Linked DNA regions of Homo sapiens: region 1 is linked to region 2. Evidence: read pairs that join two places in POLR2A ChIA-PET (ENCODE). Cell type or tissue: Panc1. All regions are shown on one strand. Links, peaks and the distances in the headings refer to the core of each region. The heading gives the core; the rest is flanking DNA.

Region 1 (13,488 bases), core at 4,529-12,528, 270 kb before region 2:
ATCCTCACTCATTAGATTCTTAAAATAGCATCGGCCCTTGCCCCTTCATGCTATCCCCAGCATGGTAGCCAAAGTGGTTTTATTAAAAAGTGAGTTGATAGTGTCACTTGTCTGCTTCCTCTGCAGTCTAAGGCAACGCCGAGGTCCTGTCGGGCGGCCCCTCTGTCATCTGCTCCTGCCCCACCTCTCCAACACCATCTCTTTCCACGGCCCATTTGCTCCAGCCTCACTGGCCTCTGTTCCTTGACTACGCAGTGCACATGTCGGCCTTGGGGCCTTTGCACCTGCTGCCCTGCTGGCTATTTTTCTGGTGGGAAGCAGGTGGCTTGGGCAGGCCTCTGGGGTACCCAGTATGTTGGAGGAGGGAAGGCTGTGGGGTGGCAGGGGAGGGAGCAAGGGGTATCCCTTCTTCCTGAAGTCCCCTCCTTGAAGCTCCCCACAGTTTGTCCCTCACCTTCTTTACATCTTCATTCACGTGTTATCTTCTCAGAAGAGCCTTCACTAACCACCATGTTAAAAAGTAAAGATCAGGCTGGGCACAGTGGCTCACGCCTGTAATCCCAGCACTTTGGGAGACCGAGGTGGGCGGATCACCTGAGGTCAGGAGTTCGAGACCAGCCTGGCCAACATGGCAAAACCCCGTTTCTACTAAAAATACAAAAAAAAAACCCCCAAAAATTAGCCAGGCGTGGTGGCGGGCGCCTATAATCCCAGCTACTCAGGAGGCTGAGGCAGGAGAATCGCTTGAACCCGGGAGGCCGAGGTTGCAGTGAGCTGAGATCGCACCGTTGGACTCCAGCCTGGGCAACAAGAGCAAAACTCTGTCTCAAAACAACAACAAAAAGATCACACCTAGTACCTTGGTTTCTAATACCATTCTTCAGTGAAAGGATCCGGGGCTCCTGGGAGAGATGGCTGATTCCAGGACTGGGACAGGAGCATCGTGTAGTGTCAGAGAGTAAGGAAGGGCTCAAAAAGAAAAGAACCACATTGGTGCTGGAGAGAGGGGTATCAAAGGGATGAAGGAGCCGACTGAAAGAGCTGCCAACAACCAAACGCTGCAACAATTGAGCAGTAAAATGAAGTAGTAGTATAACCCAAGTGTAAAATAAATATCCATGAGTCCATTATAAATAAGCGCTTGGATTAATTAATAAATGGGGGAGAAGACACACACAAAAAAACCCACGCAGAAGAATTTCAAATAATTTATGTCGTTTTTTTTTTTTTTTTGAGATGGGATCTCACTCTGTTGCCGGACTGGAGTGCAGTGGCACAATCTCAGCTCACTGCAACCTCCACCTCCTGGGTTCAAGCGATTCTCCTGCCTCAGTCTCCCAAGTAGCTGGGATTACAGGCGCCCACCACCACGCCCAGCTAATTTTTGTATTTTTGGTAGACACAAGGTTTCACCATGTTGGCCAGGAGGGTCTCCATCTCTTGACCTCAGGTGATCCGCTCGCCTCGACCTCCCAAAGTGCTGGGATTACAGGCATGAGCCACTGCACCAGGCCAATTTATGTCACTATTTCACCCTAAATGAGTTGGGGCTGAAAGCATAAGTCCCAGGCCTTATGTGTGGCTGCACTTAGTGACTTCCTCCCAAAGAGTACAGTGTGGAACGGGAGAAGGGGGCTCATTCTGCGGTGCAGAAACCCAGCGGATACCCGTGATAAAGTCAGCATCTTTGTAACTCCAGTTGATAGGACCTCTGATAGGATACATGATGAAAACGGCACCTCGGCTTTGTGATCAGACACCCAAAAACCCATAACCCCTGTCTAAACATGAGAACAACACGAAACAAATTCCAGTATAGCAGTATCCTCCAAGACACCAAACCAGGACTTCTCAAAACTGTCAGGGTCATCAAAATATTTTCATCAAAATAAAAGTCCGAGAAGTGGTCACAGCCAAGAGGAGCCTCAGGAGGCAAGACAATGACAACGACGTAGAATGTGAGATCCTGGATGGGATCCTGGAACAGAAAAAGGACATTAGGTAAACCCAGAAAATCTAAATAAACTATAGACTTTGGTAAATAATAGTGTATCAAGGCCTGGTGCAGTGGCTCATGTCTATAATCCCAGCACTCTGGGAGGCCAAGGCGAGAGGATTGCTTGAGCCCAGGAATTCTAGACCAGCCTGGGCAACTCCTATCTCTACAAAACCCTATCTCTACAAAAAATACAAAAATTAGCCAGGTGTGGTGGTGCATACCTGTGGTCCCAGCTACTCTGGAGGCTGAGGCAGGAGGATGGCTTGAGCCTAGAAGGTCGAGTTTGCAGTGAGCCATTACCGCACCACCACATAGACAGAGCAAGACTCTGTCTCTAATAATAATAATAATAATAATAATAATAATGTATCAATATTGGTTCATTCATTGCAACAAATGTACCATACTAATGTAAGTTGTCACTGATGAGAGAAACTGCATGCAGGAGGAGGGAGGATTTGGGGGTAACTATGTTGTCTTCTTTTTTTTTTTTTTTTAATAGCTCTTCAAGAATTTATTTTATTTATTTTTTTGTTGTGTAATCTTTTTTTTTATTATTATACTTTAAGTTTTAGGGTACATGTGCACAATGTGCCGGTTAGTTACATATGTATACATGTGCCATACTGGTGTGCTGCACCCATTAACTCATCATTTAGCACTAGGTATTTCTCCTAATGCTATCCCTCCCCCCTCCCCCCACCCCACAACAGTCCCCAGAGTGTGATGTTCCCCTTCCTGTGTCCATGTGTTCTCATTGTTCAGTTCCCATCTGTGACATATTGTCTTCTTAATTTTTCTGTAAAACTGGAACTGAGCTTAAAAAATTGAATCTATTAAAAATTACAGCCCCCAACCCACAATTCTCAAACCCAAACCAGCCTTTTCCCATTGTACTTAACACCATTTATACTTAACACAATTTACACCATTTAACTTTTTTTTTTTTTTTTGAGACAAGGTCTCACTCTGTCACCCAGGCTGGAGTGCAGTGGCTCGATCTCGGCTCACGGCAGCCTTTAACTCCCAGGATCGAGTAACTCTCTCACCTCAGCCCCCCAAGTAGCTGGGACTACAAGCATGAACCACCACACTCGGCTAATTTTTGTATTTTTAGCAGAAATGGCATTTCATTGTGTTGCTCAAGCTGGTCTCCAACTCCTGGACTCAAGCAATCTGCCCATCTCGGCCTCTCAAAGTGCTGGGATTACAGGTCTGAGCCACTGCGCCTGGCTAATTGACTATATATTGAACTCGTATATTTTGTTTATTGCCTGTTAACTCTCTAGAATATAAGCTTCTTAAAGGGTTTTGTCTCTTCACTACTGTATGCCCAGCACCTAAAACAATCTGACCAATAGCAGGTACTCAGTAAATATTTGTTGAATGGTACATTTCTAAAGATAGTCACTGTTGGTTTTTCCAGTTTTTTCCCTCTGCCTAAATATATTTATTACTGTTCTCAAATAAACACGATTATAATGTTTTGCTTATCTGCTCTTTTCACTTAATAGCACCTGATTATTTTTCCTTGTTATTGTTTTACCTCATTTTCTAGGCCATGCTGGTGTTTGCGAGCCTAACAAATGGTTGTGATTCAAGAGGCGAAGGCTCTGGGCGCCTCTTGCTCCCTGCCGGCTCCACCACAGTGCCATGTGGGCAGGGGATGGAGTCATGCCAAGGCCTGGCCAAGGCCACTCCCGCCCTCTGACATCAGATTGTGGGCACTAGATCCCGCTTGGTGGTGAACCGGGTGCGTCAGAACCCAGGGATTAAATAGCTTTCGAAATCCATCGGCTTGTCCTTGACCAGCCAGAGGGCCAGGGCACGTGCCCAGACCTCCTGCCAGCTCAGGGATAGGGGAAAACACCATCCATGCACACATTCGAGGCAGCTGCAGAGAGCCGCCCACAGTGGGTCACAGCCCAGGCCCAAGACTGATGGTCCTGGCCCAAAGTGCTCTGGAGACCTGAGCTCCCGAGACGGGGGTTGGTTGGAGGCTGGGGGCTGTCAGAACCTCTCTCCAGGCACCCAGCTAGGGGCTGAGGAATCTGCTCTGCCAGCTGTTTTCACAGTGGGAAGCAGGTGGCTTGCACAGGCCTTTGGGGGACCCCATATGTTGAGGTAGGAAACGCTGTGGTGTGGCGGGGGAGGGAGCAAGGGGTATCCTTCCTCTGCACCCAGGGGCCATCTGCTTTCAAATCCAGCCACTTGTCCTCCTTCCTGGTAGCAATATGGAGCCACCCAGACTCTGCTAGACATATGAGTGCTAAAGATAAAAATACTCAAAGGACATATGCCTTCTGTGAACTGCTTTACTCAACGTGCTTGGGAGTCCTTCAGCTTCCCTCTAAAACACAGTGTCACTCCCACCCCCACTGGCCCCACCTCCGCAAAGAGGCAGGGAAGCTGTTATGGCCTTAGACACGCTGTGCTTGTGAATGCGTAGTGTGTGGATGCAGGTGCGTGCTCTGAGCATGCGCCTGCACCTGTCTTCCGCATGCACACCCCAGTGCGTGTACGCGAGTGTTGATGTGTGATGCGCTGAGTGCATGTCTGTGTGTGCTCCGGCTCATGTGTGTGGATATGCGTGCCTCCATCTGTGTTTCCATGTGTTTTGTATGGGTTTGCCTTGGCAGGTGGGTCTGTGTGGGCACACACCTGGGGGTGTGCATGGGTGTGTGCTTTGCTGTATGCGAGTGTGCCCATGAGGAGATATGTTCTTCCATGTGTGCTTGTGTGTGTTTCATGTGAGCACATGCTTGTATGTGAGCTTTTTGTATGTGTACCTTTGGGTATGTGCCTAGGTAGGTGCACATATGTGCATGAGCCCAGGTGTCAAACTCCGAGAAAAGAGATGAATGTTAGTCCCACACCTGCTCTGTTGATGGGCTTTCCCCACCCCCTACCCACCTGCATTCTATTAGCAGGACTGGTCTTTAAACAAATCTCTCACAGGTGAGGTGGCCTCCACTTTTCTCACACCTTCTTATACAGTCATGCACCTCATAACGTTTCAGTCAACTACAGACTGCAGCTAAAGTGGTGGGCCCATACGATTATTATTATTATTATTATTTTTGAAACAGAGTCTTGCTTGTGTCGCCCAGGCTGGAGTGCCCTGGCACAACCTCGGCTCACTGCAACCTCTGCCTCCTGGGTTCAAGCTATTCTCCTGCCTCAGCCTCCTGAGTAGCTGGGATTACAGGCACCCGCAACCATACCCAGCTAATTTTTTGTATTTTTAGTAGAGACAGGGTTTCACCATGTTATTCAGGCTGGTCTTGAACTCCTGACCTCAAGTGATCCACCTGCCTCAGCCTCCCAAAGTGCTGGGAGTATAGGCATGAGCCACTGTGCCCAGCCCCACAAGATTATAATACTGTATTTTAACTCTACCTTTTCTATGTATAGATATGTTTAGATACACAAATACTTACTATTGTGCCACAATTGCCTACAGTATTCAGTACAGTAACAAGCTCTCTGAGTGTGTAGCCTGGGAGCAGTAGCCTGGGTGTGTGGTAGTCCATACTACCATCTGGGTTTGTGTAAGTGCACTCTATGATGTTCATACAATGACGAAATTGCCTGAGGACACATTTCTCAGGACATATCCCCCTTGTTGAGTGATGCAGGACAGTGCTTACTCATCCTCCTCTTTTTTTTTTTTCCAAGATAGAGTCTTGCTGTGTCACCCAGGCTGGAGTGCAGTTGTGCAATCTTGGCTCACTGCAACCTCCACCTCCCGGATTCAAGCGATTCTCCTGCCTCAGCCTCCTGAGTAGCTGGGATTACAGGCACCCACCACCACGTCCAGCTAATTTTTGTATTTTTAGTAGAGATGGGATTTCACCATGTTGGCCATGCTGGTCTCGAACTTCTGACCTCGTGATCCACCCGCCTCGGCTTCCCAAAGTGCTGGGATTACAGGTGTGAGCCACTGCACCAGGCCTCATCCTCCTCTTAAGTTTTCCCAAACTCTGTCTGCGATGGTCCTGCACCCTCAGTGCTTGTTTCCCACCTTCATTGGCTCAGTGTTTTTGGAGCCCTCTAGCCCTGTGAGATGCTCTGGAAGGAAAGGGCTCCTGAGTCCGTGGGTTTCTAGTAAAAGTTGCACTCATTACACCTTCATGGAGACTCATCATGTACCCCAGCATAGGAAAGGTCCTGAGAAGTCCTAAAGTAAAGAAACCTGCTTAAGTTAGTTCATCACAGGGGTTCCTGCAATTCTTGGCTATTAGAACCTGATTTGAAGGTATAACGCCTTGTCAGAATCCGTGCTCCTCGGCGCGCACCCGGGGAAGTCTGTGGTGTGCTGTGGGAGATGGCTCCCTGTGTTCAAGCGGCCTCTTCTCTGCTTCTCCAGCAACTGTGCGGATATTTCCAAGTGTCTGGCTGATGAGGGCCACGCACATAGGCTGGGCCTATCTCAGGGATGGGGGGTACCTCGTGGCTTGAGAATCAATCCTGGCTCTCTGCATCTGGGGCCCACAGGGAGCCTGGCCTCGCCCAGAGAAGCCACGTCAAGGGGCACATCTCCAGAACTGGCTAAGGTGAGGCCTCACACCCAGCCCCGCAGCCTCGGAGCCAGCCAGGGTCCATTGGCTCCTCCTCGCACTGGTCCTGGCCTGGCTGTCAGGGCAGAGGATGCCACCAGTCTCAAGACCCAGAGTGGCCGCAGGAACAAGGGAGACTCTGCCATTTGAGCCAATGCTCCAGGGACTAGAAGCCTGGGTTCTGACTCCAGGGCCCTTGCTCTGCCCTCAGCGTCTGCCCTCCCAGGCCCAGTACCCATGCCTCCCTCAGCCCTAAGACTTCCAGTGGCCTCCTGATGGTCAGAGGCCCTCAGAACACTGTGGTCGGGCATCCTGAAGCCCCAGCCTGGGGTCGGGGATCGGGGGCAGAAGCCTTGCAGCCAGTCCCACTCCTGATCTGACCACTGCTTCCAGAGAATTACAGGGTCAGGAAGGCCCCTGCTATCCCGTCCCTCATACCATTAAAATCAGATACTTAAAATTATGCAAGAAATACATGAACAGCGTCTCTTCAGATGATTCAGACAATACAGAAGTGGGGTAAAAACACTGAAGTCTGTTTTGCTTCTCACCAGCCCATGGATTTTTAAAAACTCAAGTTGAACCATATTCTGTATTTTTCTATTTTTCAATGACTTTATTTCTTAAAGAAATTTAACAATCTGATACATGTTAATACATCTTGATCTACCTTGTTTTTTTTTTAAAACTCATCTACACAATATTCCAGGGTGTTGATGTCTCCCTTATTTCTCTCTCTTCTCTCTCTCTCTCTCTCTCTCTCTCTCTCTCTCTCTGTCTCTCTCTCATCTTCCTTTTGCCACCCAGGCTGGAATGTAGTGGTGTGATCACAGCTCACTACAGCCTGGATTCAGCACACAGGAATCAGAGTCAGAATCAGAAAAAAAACAAGGAGGAAGCTGAGGTTCCAAGAGGTCACCCAGGCAGCTGCGACCAGAACGGTCCCCCGCGTCTCTGGGCGCCCCAGGCCGGCCCTTGTTCGCTCGGCCCCTGCCGGGACCTGCGCTCCCCGGGGCCATCCCGGGCCCTCCCGAGCTCCGGGCGGGTCCAGCCCCCACCTCCTGCGGCCCCCGCGGCTGCAGAGCTGCCCGCGCCTCGGAGGAACCAAAAAAAGCCGGCGCGTGGTGCACGCGCGAGCGGCGCTGGGCCCTGGCGCTGCCGTTTTTAGTGTGCCTGTAGCCCAGAATATAGACTTCATCACCCCCAGGAAACGCGGCCATAATATTTTTGGTTGCATAAGCAAACGAAATTAGAAACCTGGAACGCGTTCAAGACCTTTAGATGCGAGCGCTCGGCAGCGCGGGGGACCAGAGAGGAGACAGATGGGGATTAGGCGAGTTGAGCATCAGGACAATAATTTCCTCTTTTAATTTGGGTTTCATCGACAAGTAAAACAGCATTAGCCGCCCGGTTACGTAACCGGCGCCACAGCCGGCTCTGATAAGCGGCCGCAGCGAGCCAGGCGGGCCCTGCTGCCCCTGCACCTCCTGCCCGGACGGCGGAGGGAGGGCGGGCTGAGGCGGGCCTGCGGGCCTCACCAAGTCAGCCGCCGCGGGGCTGCTAAGCAGGGCTATTGTTAGCTCGGCTCGTCACAGCCGTTCTCAGAGAGCTCCAGTGCGTTGGCTCAGGCCTCACAGCCCGCAATTTGCAGGCAGGAGGATTTGCACTCCTTGCTTGCTTGAAAGAGCTTGCTTGAAAGAGGCTCTCTAGGACGCAGGAATGGAGTGTCCCCCAGCCCTGCAATTCCGTGGAGCGCTGAACACGGCCCTTTGCAAGATTGTATAAAATAACTAAAATTGGAAGTTACCAAAATATTTGACAATGTGGAGAATAGTCTCATAAACTTTGCAGCAACCATACCATCTCAAATTATAGAGCATCTTTTTTAAAAGGCTGGGAGCGGTGGCTCACGCCTGTAATCCCAGCACTTTGGGAGGCCAAGGCAGGCAGATCACCTGAGCTCAGGAGTTCGAGACCAGCCTGGCCAATATGGCGAAACCCCGTCTCTACTAAAAATACAAAAATCAGCCAGGCGTGGTGGCGAATGCCTGTAATCGCAGCTACTCTGGAGGCTGAGGCAGGAGAATCGCTTGAACCCGGGAGGCAGAGGTTGCAGTGAGCCGTGATTGTGCCACTTCACTCCAGCCTGGGGACAGAGTGAGACTCCATCTCAAAAAAAAAAAAAGAAAAAGAAAAAGAAAAGGCTGGGGGACGTGGTGGAAAGATGATGTCCTAGACATAGAATTACATGAAAAAGAGAAAGTTGCAGAAATATGAACAGTATGATTTTATTTGTTAAAAGATAAAACGAACCACATATCCCCAGCAAAGCTTTCTCCTTCTGAGAAAGCTGCACGTTGCCGGACAGTAGGTGTATAAAAGGCTGCTGGGGCAATCGCTGAACTATGGAGGCAGTCCCCTTCGGAGGGAGGCAGGGCGTAAAGGAAGGTCGTGGGGAATTTCACGTTTTACTCTGCATACTTCTGTAGTATTTGAGTTTCTCACACCACAGTGTACTGTGTGTGCTTGTGTCATTAAGATGCGAACTCCCAAAGACATGATGGCTGGGGGCAGCTTTGCAGCATGGAGCTGGCCTGGGCTTCCAGCTGCCTTTTCAGAAAGCAAGTAGGAATTATAGAGATGCCTAAAGTTAGAGCAGAAGGTGGGAGGTGGGGAGGATCTTAGAGAATATCTGGCCCAGCACTTCATTATCTGGGTAGGGAAACTGAAGCCTAGGACAGGAGAGGGACTTGTCTTAGCATCTCACACCAGCTGGCAGCAGGCACATGGAGGCAGAAGCTATAGGTTGCTAGCCTGTGTTCTTCTACCACCAGGCCACTCTGCCAACCCTCAAATGTGCTGGAGTCACGGTGGTGCAGGAGAAAGAGGCAGGAAGAAAAGAACTAAATATTGGCCGGATGCAGTGGCTCACGTCTGTAATCGCAGCACTTTGGTAGGCCAAGGTGGGAGAATTGCTTGAGCCCAGGAGTTCCAGACCAGCCTAGGCAATATAATGAGACCTCGTCTTGAGCCCGGGAGGTGGAAGTTGCAGTGAGCCAAGAAGGCACCACTGCACTCCAGCCTGGGCAACAGAGCGAGACTCCGTCTCAAAAAAAAAAAAAAAAAAGCAGAACTAGGTATTCATGGGGCAGGATAGGGATAGGTGGGAAGCAACTTGGCATCCATCTCTTCAACCATCCATGCAACAAACATGTGTTGAGGGTTCTGGTGGTTTTGAAGCATGTCTGTAAATTTTTTTAACACTCTTCCCATCGAAAGGCAGGGCTTCTGTCCCCTTGCCTCGAATCTGGGCTGACCTTAGCCACTCACTTGTAACACATAGAACGTGGTGGAAGCAATACTGCCTGATTTTCAAGGTTAGATTAGATAAGCCTGTGCATCTTCCTTCTGGCTTTCTTGGGACGCGGGTTCCGGGGGAAGTCTGACTACCCTGAGATTGCCGTGCTCGAGAGGCCACATGTAACACCTCAGTGGAAAGCCTGGCCAACTCCCAGCCAATTGCCAGCATCCAATGCAGCCATGGCAGAACCCAAGCCCATTTGCATGCACCCCCTTGAGACTTTGGGTGATCCAGTCCATGGCAGAACCCAAATGAGAACTGCCTGGCTGAGACCTTCCCAAATTCTACACCCACAAAACCATGAGCAAGATTAAATAGCACTTTTAAGCCACTAAATTATGGGGTGATTTGTTACCGAGCGATAGTATCTGCAAAGGGAGTTACTCTGTGCCAGGCACTGTGCACAGAGGGGTAGAACAATGAATAAGCATGCAGAAGCCAGACACATAAGCAGATAATTATGAAATAATGTGGTAACTACAACGATGGAGTCAGGCATGGGTCAGATGGGAGCAGAGCTGAAGAGTCTGTAATCTAGGCTGGGTGCGGTCTGAAAAGTTTTCTTGGAGCAGGTGACATTGAACTGGCTTTGAATGGTGAGTAAGGGTTGGCCAAGTAAAGGGGTGAGCTGAGGAAAGAAAGACATTTCAGGCAGAAGGAGTAAGCCCTGGAGGTAAGACATAGAATGATACTGGTCAGGGGACTCTTTATGACATATGAGACAGAGAGCAGGAGATGAGGCTGAGCAGGTCGCAGGGCCCCCAGATTGTGAGAATCTTCAGAACAGGCCAACAGTTTGGACAGAAAGCAATTGGGAGGCTTGAAGGTGGGGGCACGAAATGGAGCCTCCTGGGAGCAGCATTGAGAGGATAGACAGGAGGGAGAGAGAAATGGGGATAGAGCAGTGAGGAGAGAGAATCTCAGGAAAAAGAGCTTGGAGATCCCCAGGCTAATGGAGCAGAAAAGTTTGGGAGGGACGATATCTGAGAAGAACATAGGAAATAAATAGTCAGGCCTGGGTGCCCATCTGGGGGTATTATGGGCAACTCTTGGGCTCCCCTTTTGGGTGACCAGGCTGGCAGTGGCACCATCAGCTTAGAGAGCCCTGGAGGAAAAGTGGGTATGAGAAAAGGAGGGTCTGGTTTGGCCTTTTACAACATCATGGCAGGCCCAGGTGGAGACATCAAGTAACCCATGGTATGTAGGAATCCATAGCTTTGGGGGAGCCTGGGGAGGAAGTATGGAGACAGTAGACACTCCTTAAAATGTGTTGAATGAATGAATGAGTGAGTGGATGGGTGGATGGATGTACACACAGACGTGGTTGTTGAGTTCGTTAGGATAGATAAAGTGGGCCAGGGTTGTGGGACAGGCCCTGGGGCTGGCTCTACTGCTGAAATTGAGAGGTATTTGTAGGGGCCAAGTGTGATGACCAAGGTCTTAACGATTCATGGTCCAAGTTCCTGGAATGTGTCCCAACATGTAGGCCACAAGAAAGCACAAAGGAAAACACAGAAGTTCAGGGAATCAGATAGGTTCAGTTCCAAGAAACATTAATTTAGGGGCTACTGTGTGCCTGGCACTGTGCTTCACATATATTATTCAATTTAGTCCTTAGGCCACCCATTCATTGATCCAACAAATATTTTTTGAGCACTTACTATGTGCCAGGCACTGGACTAGATGCTGGGTATACACTGGTGGATAAAGCAAACACCATCCCTTCCCTCGAGGAGCTTAGGATCTAGTGGAGGTTATCATTCCCCTTTTACAAAAACCCAGAGAGATTAAGTAACCTGCCCAAGGTTACACAGCTAGGGGAGATTATACTGCCTGACTGCATGTCCCGGATGCCTCAGGGCACCTGAGTGTGGCAGCTGGCAGAGGAAACTAGGGCAGGGGCAGAGGGTGACCTGATTGCAAGAGCTCAGGTCTGTAGGGAGTCTGAGAGCCATTCAGTGAACTTGGGCTGGGCCAGACCCCCATTTCGGGGAAGCTGGGCTCAATCATAGGAATTTAGGAGGGCAGTGGGATCCCTATTATCAAGACCCACATCTTGGGGCTGGGTGCGGTGGCTCACGCCTGTAATCCTAGCACTCTGGGAGGGCGAGGCTGGTGGATCACCTGAGGTCAGGAGTTCGAGACCAGCCTGGCCAACATGGTGAAACCCTGTCTCCACTAAAAATACAAAAATTAGCCAGGAATGGTGGCACACACCTGTAATCCCAGCTACTCGGGAGGCTGAGACAGGAGAATTGTATGAAACCAGGAGGTAGAGGTTGCAGTGAGATCGTGCCACTGTACTTCAGCATGGGCAACAGAGCCAGACTCTGTCTCAAAAAAAAAAAAGAGACACATCTTGGGGTTGGGGCTGAGATTCTGGGGCATAAACGAGGCCCCAGGCACAACTTGAGTGCCTCCTCTTAATGATGATGATTGTGACCCCTGAGCATCTGCCACACACAGAGCTAAATGCTTTCCGGGCACAGCTCATTTGATCCCCACAGCTACCCATTACTAGCCCATGCTACATGTGAGATACTGAGACTCCAGAGGGGTTGGTAACCTGCCTGAGACCACACAGCCAGGAAGTGGCAGAGCCACAGGACTGGGCCACATCGACTCCAGAGTCCAGGGTTCAACCACTACCCACAACGCCTCGCATCAGAGTTGGTATAAGAATTAGGCTTCACCTGCACACATGGGTGGGGGCGCAGAGTCCAGCTTTGAGGAGCTGGGGATGGCTGGGCCTGTGGTTAAACTGGATACGAGCCGTGCCTCCTTCCCAGCCCACATCCTGGGGCCCAGCTGTCTCCCTCCCTAGGCTTCAGGGTCCCCCTCCTCCCAACTCTTAGTTATAAGACTTGGACTCTTTTCTCTCCAGCTCCTAGAATAGGAAGGACATGGGTGCTCAGCATGTCTTACCCTCAATCACTTTGCAGATGAGGAAACTGAGGCATAGAGAGACGGTGTTAGTTACCTAAAGTCACTCTGCAAATTAGCGACAGAGCTGGGGTGAGATTACAAGTCTCTTGGGTTTCAGTCTAACATCCCCCACCCCTTCTAGGCTAAGAGCAGGGCCTGAGGTCACCATCATCCTCAAAGCACACACAGGGTCCTTTTCCCGTGTCTCCTGTCTTCCTTTGAAAGTACTGATCTGAGTTCCCGTTCCTAAAGCACCTGTCCATTCACACCCAACCACAAACAGGAAGACGGACAATCAATGGCGCCACGTAGCTCAAATCAGTGAGTCTCAGGCCAAGGAGGGTAACACACTAGGGGGTGATGGGGACTGTGGCAAGCTAGCAAGTGTGTGCCATCTGAGGGAGCACTGGCAACAGCCATGTGGTCCAGAAGCTTGGCCAGAGAAGCCAGAAATCTTACTAATCAGTTCACATGGTTTTCCCCACTAGCATTAGCAACCAGTTGACTTGGTATGAAAGATACAGGTGTGGAAGTACGGCTCATATAGGACAGCTTCCCTCCATCCCTCAGAGACTCTCTGCCTGGCAGGCCCTGATCTGGGAAGACTTAGGAGGTTGTCCCTGAAATCCAAGGAATCTCATAGG
Region 2 (8,000 bases), core at 1-8,000:
ACCACAACATTTGTAGAAGCAGCCAGCCATTAGATAACGACGACAGGGACAGACAGCAGATATAGAAGGGTGTCCAGACACACAGGAAGGCAAATATAGACGATGACAGCCAGAGTCACACCCACCTCCCTCCAAGACTTTCTTTCCTCCCTGGCTTCTGCAGGAAGGATAGCAACAGATGTTGGGAAGATTCCTTTGCAGACATCAGCATCCTCGAAGTCCTATCCCTCCATCCCCACCAATGCCTAGGGAAGCTCTTGTGTCAATTCTTTTTTTTTTTTTTTTTTTTTTTTTGAGACAGAGTCTTGCTCTGTCACCCAGGCTAGAGTGCAGTGGTATGATCTCGGCTCACTGCAACCTCTGCCTCCTGGGTTCAAGCGATTCTCCTGCCTCAGCCTCCTGAGTAGCTGTGACTACAGGCACCCGCCACCACGTCTGGCTAATTTTTGTATTTTTAGTAGAGATGGGGTTTCACCATCCTGGCCGGGCTGGTCTCGAACTCCTGACCTCGTGATCCACCCGCCTTGGTCTCCCAAAATGCTGGGATTACAGGCGTGAGCCACCGTGCCCAGCCAGCTCTTGTGTCAATTCTATATCCCCTCTGCTAACCCAGAATAACCCTCCTTCTTTTTTTCTGTTTTCTTTGTTTCTTTTTAGAGACAAGGTCTTGCTATGTTGCCCAGGCTGGAGTGTGGTGGCTATTCGCAGGCACAATCGTGGCGCACTGCAGCCAGAACTCTTGGGCTCAAGTGATCCTCTTGCCTCAGCCGCCTGAGCAGCTGGGACTACAAGCATGTGCCATGCTCCCAGTTCCAGAATAATCCTCTCTTGCCACTTCTGCAGCATGTCAGAGGAAGGAGGCAGAGGTCAGGGTTGGAGAGTCACCTGCCAGAGGAAGTAGATCGCCAGGATGATCTGCAGGGGTGCTGACCACAGCAGATTGAGGAAGGGGGCAAGGTCCATGAAGCGCTGGGCATCCACTGACATGAGGTTGACAATTTCCCCCACAGTGGACGCACGTTTGACTGAGTTGGTGATAACCAGAGCCTGCAGGTAGACAGTAGTGGGTGGACTTGGCTGCGAGCCTCTTGCAAGCTGCCCAGGGCCAGCCTTTCCCCTGGGCCCTGCTCCAGCTGACCTTCCTGTAGATGACACCCATGATCCCAGTACGAAACTTCACCCCAGTCACAAAGATGTAGTGGTAATAGTGTTGTAAGATCAGCGACTGCATCATGGAGCACAGGAACATCAGCCCAGCCACCAGGAAGCCCCACCAGGAGGGGGCCATGGGGTTGGAGATAAACCTGATCAGGATGCTGTGGGGAGGAGAGAGGAGTGAGGTGGGCAGTGCTGCCCCCATGGCTGCTCCCTCCTCTGCTGCCCTTTGCTTTTACCCGCAGTCTCCACTGCACCCCTGGCCTCTGAAACCTCCACCCCCTCCAACCTCTTGGGCCAGGGAGGGTCAACCCAGTACTGCCTCAAGACCACGACCTCCTGGCTCCACTCTGCCTTCACCTCGTTCTCTATCCACCATGGACCCTGCTGCACGCCCTATCGATGACGCTCTCACCACCAGCCTCACCTGCCTGCCTTCTTACCTCCTGACATATGGCGGGAAGAAATGCCACGTTTCCATTGACTGGACTTCCCTGCTCCTTCTCCTAGGCTGCTGGGGGCTCTAGATTCCGCCACATGACCACAAAGACTCTTGCCGCTCAAATCCACCTTTCCAAACTCAGTGGCCCCCAGCACTGCCTAGCAACCTTCTCTAGGTCCCTAATCCGCCCCCGCTCTTGGGGCCTTCTTCACCTCTCTTCTCTTCCCTTCAGGCCCATCCCAGCCCCCCACCCCTCTCAGCAGCTACCTGCCTTCTTGCTTAGCCACCCATTGAGAACTCCCTGCCACCCACAAACTCCTTGCCACTCACAAACTGCCCTCCAGTGGCTTGTCCTCCTTTTTCTGGTGCTCAGGCTGTCGGAGGCTGCCCCTGCCCCCGAGCCCTGGCCTTCCTCTGCCTCCTCAGGAACTTGCTGCGCTGTTGCCCCCTTTGCCGCTGAGCTTCACCCTGGCCACCTCTGCTGGAAGCTCTACACCTTCACCTATTGACATGACCGAGTCTCTTCATTGTTGGGACACTCTCCTCTCGACTACATGGAGCCCTCCAGCCATAATCATAGCCAGGCCTCCCCTTCTGTGATAGCTTAAGTTGTGTCTCCCAGAAAGATATGTTCAGCTCCCAACACCTGGTACCTGTGAACGTGGCCTCATTTGGTGAGGTCATATTGGAGTAGGGTGGGCCCCAGTGGCCCCAGCCCAGTGACTGGTGTCTCTCTCTCTCTTTTTTTTTTTTTTTTTTTTTGAGACAGGGTCTCTCTCTGTCACCTAGACTGGAGTGCGGTGGTGCCATCACAGCTCACGGCAGCCTCAACCTCTCAGGCTCAGGCAGTCTTCCCACCTCAGCCTCTTGAGTAGCTAGGACTCTAGGCGTATGCCACCAGGCCTGGCTAATATCTTAACTTTTTTGTAGAGACAGGGTCTTGCTATGTTGCTCAGGCTGGTCTCAAACTCTTGGGCTCGAGAGTTTGACTTCCAGCTAGCTGGGAATCTCCCCTTGGAGGACCCACCAGCACCACTGGCCCCACATGACCAGACTCCATCCACCACCTTGCCCCCCACCCAGCCTCCTCCTCCCACCGAGCCCATCAGCTCAGCAAAAGATCCATCGTCCTCCAGTTACCCAGGCCAGCACCCAGGTTGCCTGGCACTCCTCTGTCTCTCTGGCGCACACGCCCATCTCCCAAATTGCTCCTGAATACTTGTCTCATTCCTGGCCTGGACTCCATCTGACCGGGTTGGCCCACTTCCATCCAGCCACCCTGCCCTACATCCCCCACACTCCTGGCAGGAGATCCTTGAAGCCAGATGCCCCTCCCTGGCTCAGATCTTTCAAGGATATCCTTAGCTCTCCCTCTCTCTGTTTTCCTGCCCCTCCCTCTCGTTGCCATTTCCTCTGCCACTCAGAAACACCTGAGTCATGCTGTTTCAGGGCTTTGTGACTAAGCTGAGGCTGAACTTTCCCCTGTTTCTTCACCTACTTGTCTCTCCAAATTCGTTGACCTCCCAAGCCAGTGGGTGCTTCCTGCTGCATCCCAGGCTGGCTTCTTTGCCCCTCCCGGGGTTTTCCAGACACCCGAGAACACTTCTGCCCCCACTGAATTCTAATTGATTTACACGCTGGTTTCTCCCATAAGACATCAAGACCCTGTCTTATTGAACTCTGTATCCCTAGTATCGAGCACCATTCTGGTACCCTGGAGGTTCAATAAATGTTTGCTGAACAAATTAATGCATGCACGGAGGGGCAAGGAGGTGGGGACTTAGCTACTAGGCAGCTCTCCTTCCCACCCTCTCATTTGAGAGCTCGTTCTAGTCCAAGCCATTCCTGAGACAGATGTTAGAGCCTGATGGTGGGGACAGAGCACCTCAGTCGGAGCTCAGAGTCCTGGACTCAGACCTGATTCCTTCTTTGCTGTGTGCCCTTGGCCAAGTCACTTCACCTCTCTGAGTTCCTGCTTTCTCATCTGTGACATGGGAATGGGGCAATTCCGCATAGGATTGTTGGGAAGATTTAAAGACCCAATGCTTGTTAACGTACACACCACGGTGCCCGGCACATAGTATATGCACAGCAATTCTAAGTTGAATGTGAGTGAGGAAACAAGTCAGGCAATGCCACTTGCCAAAGGTCACACAGAAAGTGGAGCTAGCCTCCCTGGTTCCTGGTCTGGGGTTCTTTTCACTGTACGTTGTTCCTTCCTCTGGGCTAGCCAGCCAGCCCTGCTGCCCAGGGCAGGGCTATAGTGAGCCGGAGTGTGGAGAGACCTGAGCAGCTGTGGATTGATGAAGGAGAGCAGGTCCTGGATAAGCTTGAAGCAGGCACTGATGAGGAAGCTGGAGCCGAAGGTGGCCAGCAGGGCCTTCAGGAAGGAGGGCTTCCGGGGCCTGGGCCGGGCACCCAGCAGCACCTCGTCCTCGCCGGAGGCATTTTTCCCAGGTGCTGCTGAAGCCTTGTGTCTGGTCCAGGGAGGAAGGAGCAGTGGGTTAGGAATGGGGACAGGGGCTCCAGGAAGCCAAGGGCTAGGCTGGGCTGGCTAGGAGTGAGGAGGAGGAAGGAGCTGTTTTCTTGGCTCTCAGAGCTGGGAGGGGAACAGACAGCATAAGAATTGCACAAGCGACTCTGTCCTCAGCTGCCAGAGGGCATCTGAAGGGGTGGCCAGACTGCTACCACAAGGACTCTAAAACCCAGCTATCCCCCCAGTCTGGCCCTCTCCCCGCCTCCCCAGTGCTGGCTCCAGGGAGGACGCCAAGAGGGAAGGTAGATAAGATCAAGGATGGCTGTTGGTACAGCCACCGGGCAGCTGAACAGGGAGGGGGTGGAGTGGCATGGAGGGACTGAGAGGGGGTGCAGCAGGCAGACTGGGGGCCCATAGGTCTTCGTGGAGGCTCCAAGCCATGAAAGCCAGGATACTGCTAACCATGCCCAGCCCCAGGCTCCTCCAACAGCTGGTGACAACCGGAAGCTCCGGGCTGAGCAAACATTGAACTCCTAGGCCTGGATTGTGGATGGGAGGAGGGAGGGTTCAATCCTGGGGTCAGAATTGGGTGGAGAAAGATGATGCTCAGCGTCAGCTCTCTTGGTGAGGCAGTTGGCCAGAGACAGGTTTGTGGTCCTTGATAAGAGGCTGACAGTGGGAAGACCCCTCAGGGGAAGATCATCTCATTCAGCCGCCGCCTCCAGACAGGAGGAGGCAGAATTGGCAGGGGTGTGCTGGCTCCTGGCCCTGGAATCAGCCCTCTCAGTCAGGCAGGGTGGTGCAGTGATATGAGGAGAACCTCTGGGGCCAGCCGGCTCCATGTGGATTCCAGCTCTGCCACCACCAACTTGGGGACCCTGGGAGGCCCTCTGTTAAATTTCTGTGCTTCGGTGTCTCCATCTGTTTTTGTTGTTGTTGAGAAAAGGTCTCACTCTATTGCCCAGACTGGAGTACAGTGGCACAATCTCAGCTCACTATAGCCTTGACCTCTTGGGCTCAAATGATCCTCCCACCTCAGCCTCTCAAGTAGCTGGGACTACAGGTGCACACCACCATGCCCGGCTCATCTTGTTTATTTTTTGTAGAGACAAGGTCTCACTATATTGCCCAGGCTGGTCTTGAACTCTTGGACTCAAGCAATCCTCCTGCCTTGGCATCTCAAAGTGTTAGGATTACAGCTGTGAGCCACCACACCCGGCCCCAGTGTCCCCATCTGTAACACAGGGACACTTGAACCTACCCTTTAGGGCTGTTGAAAAATTAAGTGAGTTTATTTATATCCTTAGGATGGGACCTGGGATGGAGTAGTTGCTCCAAAGTGCCAGCCATTCTCCTGCCCCCACCAGAGCTGGGAGAACTAGCGCCATCCAGGCCTAAGCTTCCCATAGAATGGTCCCGAGGCTGCCAAGAAATCACCTGGTCCTGCTCTGCTTGCCACCCCAGCAATGCCGCCCTCCAAGGTCTACCAGCGTCCTCTGCAGGAGATCTGGGGTAAGCGAAGGGGCTGGGTGTTGGGGCAAGGGGAGGGCCTCACCGTGCCGTCTGCTTTTCCTGCTTCCTCCATGCCTCCAGCAGCTGCTGCACCACCATCTGGGATCTGTCCTCTTCCTTTAGGGACCAGAGGTCCTTCTCCTCCAGGGGATGCCGGTAGCCATAGATGGCCATCCTGGGGGGAGGTGAAGCCCGGCAGGCAGCCCCGCAGAGGGTCAGGGTTTAGCAGCCTGGAGCCAAGGGTCAGTGTCTCCAGGGCCCCAGGGTCTCCAGAAAGGAGGGTCTCCCTCGGGCACTGTGACCATGAAAGGTGTCTCCTTCATTTCCTCAGTGAATAGGCTTGAGGTCACTGGCTCTCCCTCCGAAGTTCCTACCACTACCCCCTTCTCCTCCTCCTCCCCAGGTGTCCCATCTCCTCCCCACCCCAGGCCCTGGTGATGGAATCCACGCTGCCTGGGGCCCTGGGTGAGGACGAGGCCTGGGCAATTTGGCCCCAGCCTCGGGTGCTTCCTCAGTGCTGTGGGGTTAATGAGCTGTCACCCAGGTCACAGACACAGTTATCCTGCTCAAGCCGCTCTGAGGCGCAGCCAAGGAGATGACAGGCTGCAAGTTTATCACAAACAGAGGAGCTCAGAACTAATGACAGTCTTCTTCCAGCCTCCTGGGCCTGTCCCCACAGCCTGCCAGATGCAGGGCTGGCCTGTAGCCTGGGGGCGGCACTGGGCCAGGCCAGGCCTCTGCATTTGGTCCCCCTCCCAGACCACTTCCCTACCCTCATCTGCCCTGTGCCCACTGCGGTGGGGGGTGGGATAGGTGGCCAGCCCGGTCCCTAAACTGCTGCCCTGCTCCCCTTTCTCCATCTCACCTTCCATCCCTCCCCTCCCTCTGGCCTGGCTGGTGGAAGAGCCAACTCACTTTGTGAACCACCAGAAAAACAGGCGGGAGAGAAAGCCAGCGCTGGTCTCAGGGTAGGGGTTCTAGAAGGCGAGAGAATAGGACGGGGGAATCAGGAGTGCCCACCACCCTCTCAAAGCAGAGTAGGGAAATGGAGGGGACCCTTGTTCCTGCTCCAAGCCCCAGTTTACAGATTGTGGGGATGACCTCTCTCCCACTTTGAAAGGAACTGGAGGGGTTGGGGGCTGCTGGTCAGAGTTGGGCTGAGGACTCAGCTGTGGAGCCCCCGCACCCTCCATGGGAAACTCACAGGGTCGACATTCTTTGCGGAGAAAAATGGAGGTTTCTCCCTGAAGCAGGCCAAGATGAGGGCAGAGAGTACCAGGGCAAAGTGGATGTAGAAGGTGGTGAAGCGGAAGGGGTCTGAGATCTCACCCTGGGTGGGAGAGTGGAGGGGCGTCAGAAGCACTGGAAAAGCCTGGGCCTGCAGCCCCTGCCCTGCGGAGTCCCTTGGGGCATCAGTCTCCTCTGGGGCAGGAGGCAGCACCTGGGGGCCTCCAGGTCCCCACTCAGAGGACTCTGAGAGATGAGGAAGGATCACAAGGGAGCTCTGGTTCAGCGAGGACCAGGTGTGGCACCTGTGCCAGGTGTGGTGCCATCACCTTACCTACATGACCTTGTCTAACTGGGACATCAGCCTACAGGCAGGACAGCTCATGACGCCCTTTCTGCAATTAAGGAAATGAGGCTCCAAAGGTTTCAGCGACCCGCCCGAGCCCACATGGGGAGTAAGTGGGTTGTTCACAGCCTATGTTCTTTGCTACTCTCCTTGCCTGCTTCCCGCTGAGATGGAGAAATGGGAGGCACTAGGTTGGCCTGCAGTGTTCCATCCCACCAGCCCAACATCACAGCCACTGAAGATCAAGAGGAAGGCCAGGAACTGAGGGAGGTGGGAAGAAAGGAAGGGAACATGCTAATGGGACCTCTAGGTAAGCCAGAACTCTTCACACTTGTCTGCATACATGTGTTCATTACACAGGCACTGACTGACACCCACGTCAGATATTGCACTTGGTGGGTGGGTGCTGTGGAACAGCCCCCTACCCTCACATGATGGTCCAACAGTGGTGGCATCTTGGCTCATTCCTGTGTTACACTGGTGCCCCCTCCTCAGCCTGCTTCCAGGTAGAAATGTAGCAAGTGGAGAACAACACAATTGTGTTTGTACTTGAAGCCTCGAGGGAGGGACCTGGGACCCAGCAGTGACTTTGAACCCTGAGGTCACCCTCCTATCAGGGCTAAACCTGGCAGGTTCCCCTCTCCCCCAACCTTACCTCTGCCTTGGCTAAAAGGATCTTGGAGCGGAATGGGACGATGGCGCAGACCACACACAGGAACCAGAAGATAATGAGGACCCCCGAAGACTGTACGCCCTGCAGCCGCTCATACTGTATCAGCAGGGTGGCCAGCAGCTGTGCAGGGAGGGCAGGGAGGCCCGGGCAGAACACACACATCTGGACC

The links. ChIA-PET counts read pairs that join two places held together with the same protein. Peaks named below come from ENCODE experiments on the same cell type or tissue, not always from the same donor. Only the 100,000 strongest peaks of a DNase experiment are listed, where the experiment ranks them.
Region 1: POLR2A ChIA-PET joins it to region 2 with 17 read pairs; 4 of 35 experiments call an interaction of 5 or more read pairs at or near these places.

Annotation. Positions count from the first base shown.
Region 1 is chr17:50,925,795-50,939,282 of GRCh38, reverse strand. No RefSeq gene overlaps it. Among named protein-coding and RNA genes, the nearest start is that of TOB1-AS1, 66 kb to the right of the region's middle. RefSeq lists silencers at 4,282-4,502, 7,429-7,758, 7,979-8,178. In Panc1, for the core only: no CTCF peak of the experiment used is centred there; no DNase peak of the experiment used is centred there; H3K4me3 peaks cover 919 bases; H3K27ac peaks cover 848 bases.
Region 2 is chr17:50,656,997-50,664,996 of GRCh38, reverse strand. ABCC3 (ATP binding cassette subfamily C member 3) reads right to left here. Exons shown (of 31, transcript NM_003786.4): 4 at 7,814-7,951; 5 at 6,790-6,915; 6 at 6,501-6,562; 7 at 5,629-5,760; 8 at 3,883-4,074; 9 at 1,139-1,316; 10 at 886-1,047. Among named protein-coding and RNA genes, the nearest start is that of ABCC3, 26 kb to the right of the region's middle. RefSeq lists enhancers at 1,968-2,949, 2,612-3,811. In Panc1, for the core only: no CTCF peak of the experiment used is centred there; a DNase peak (open chromatin) is centred at 3,036; H3K27ac peaks cover 7,394 bases.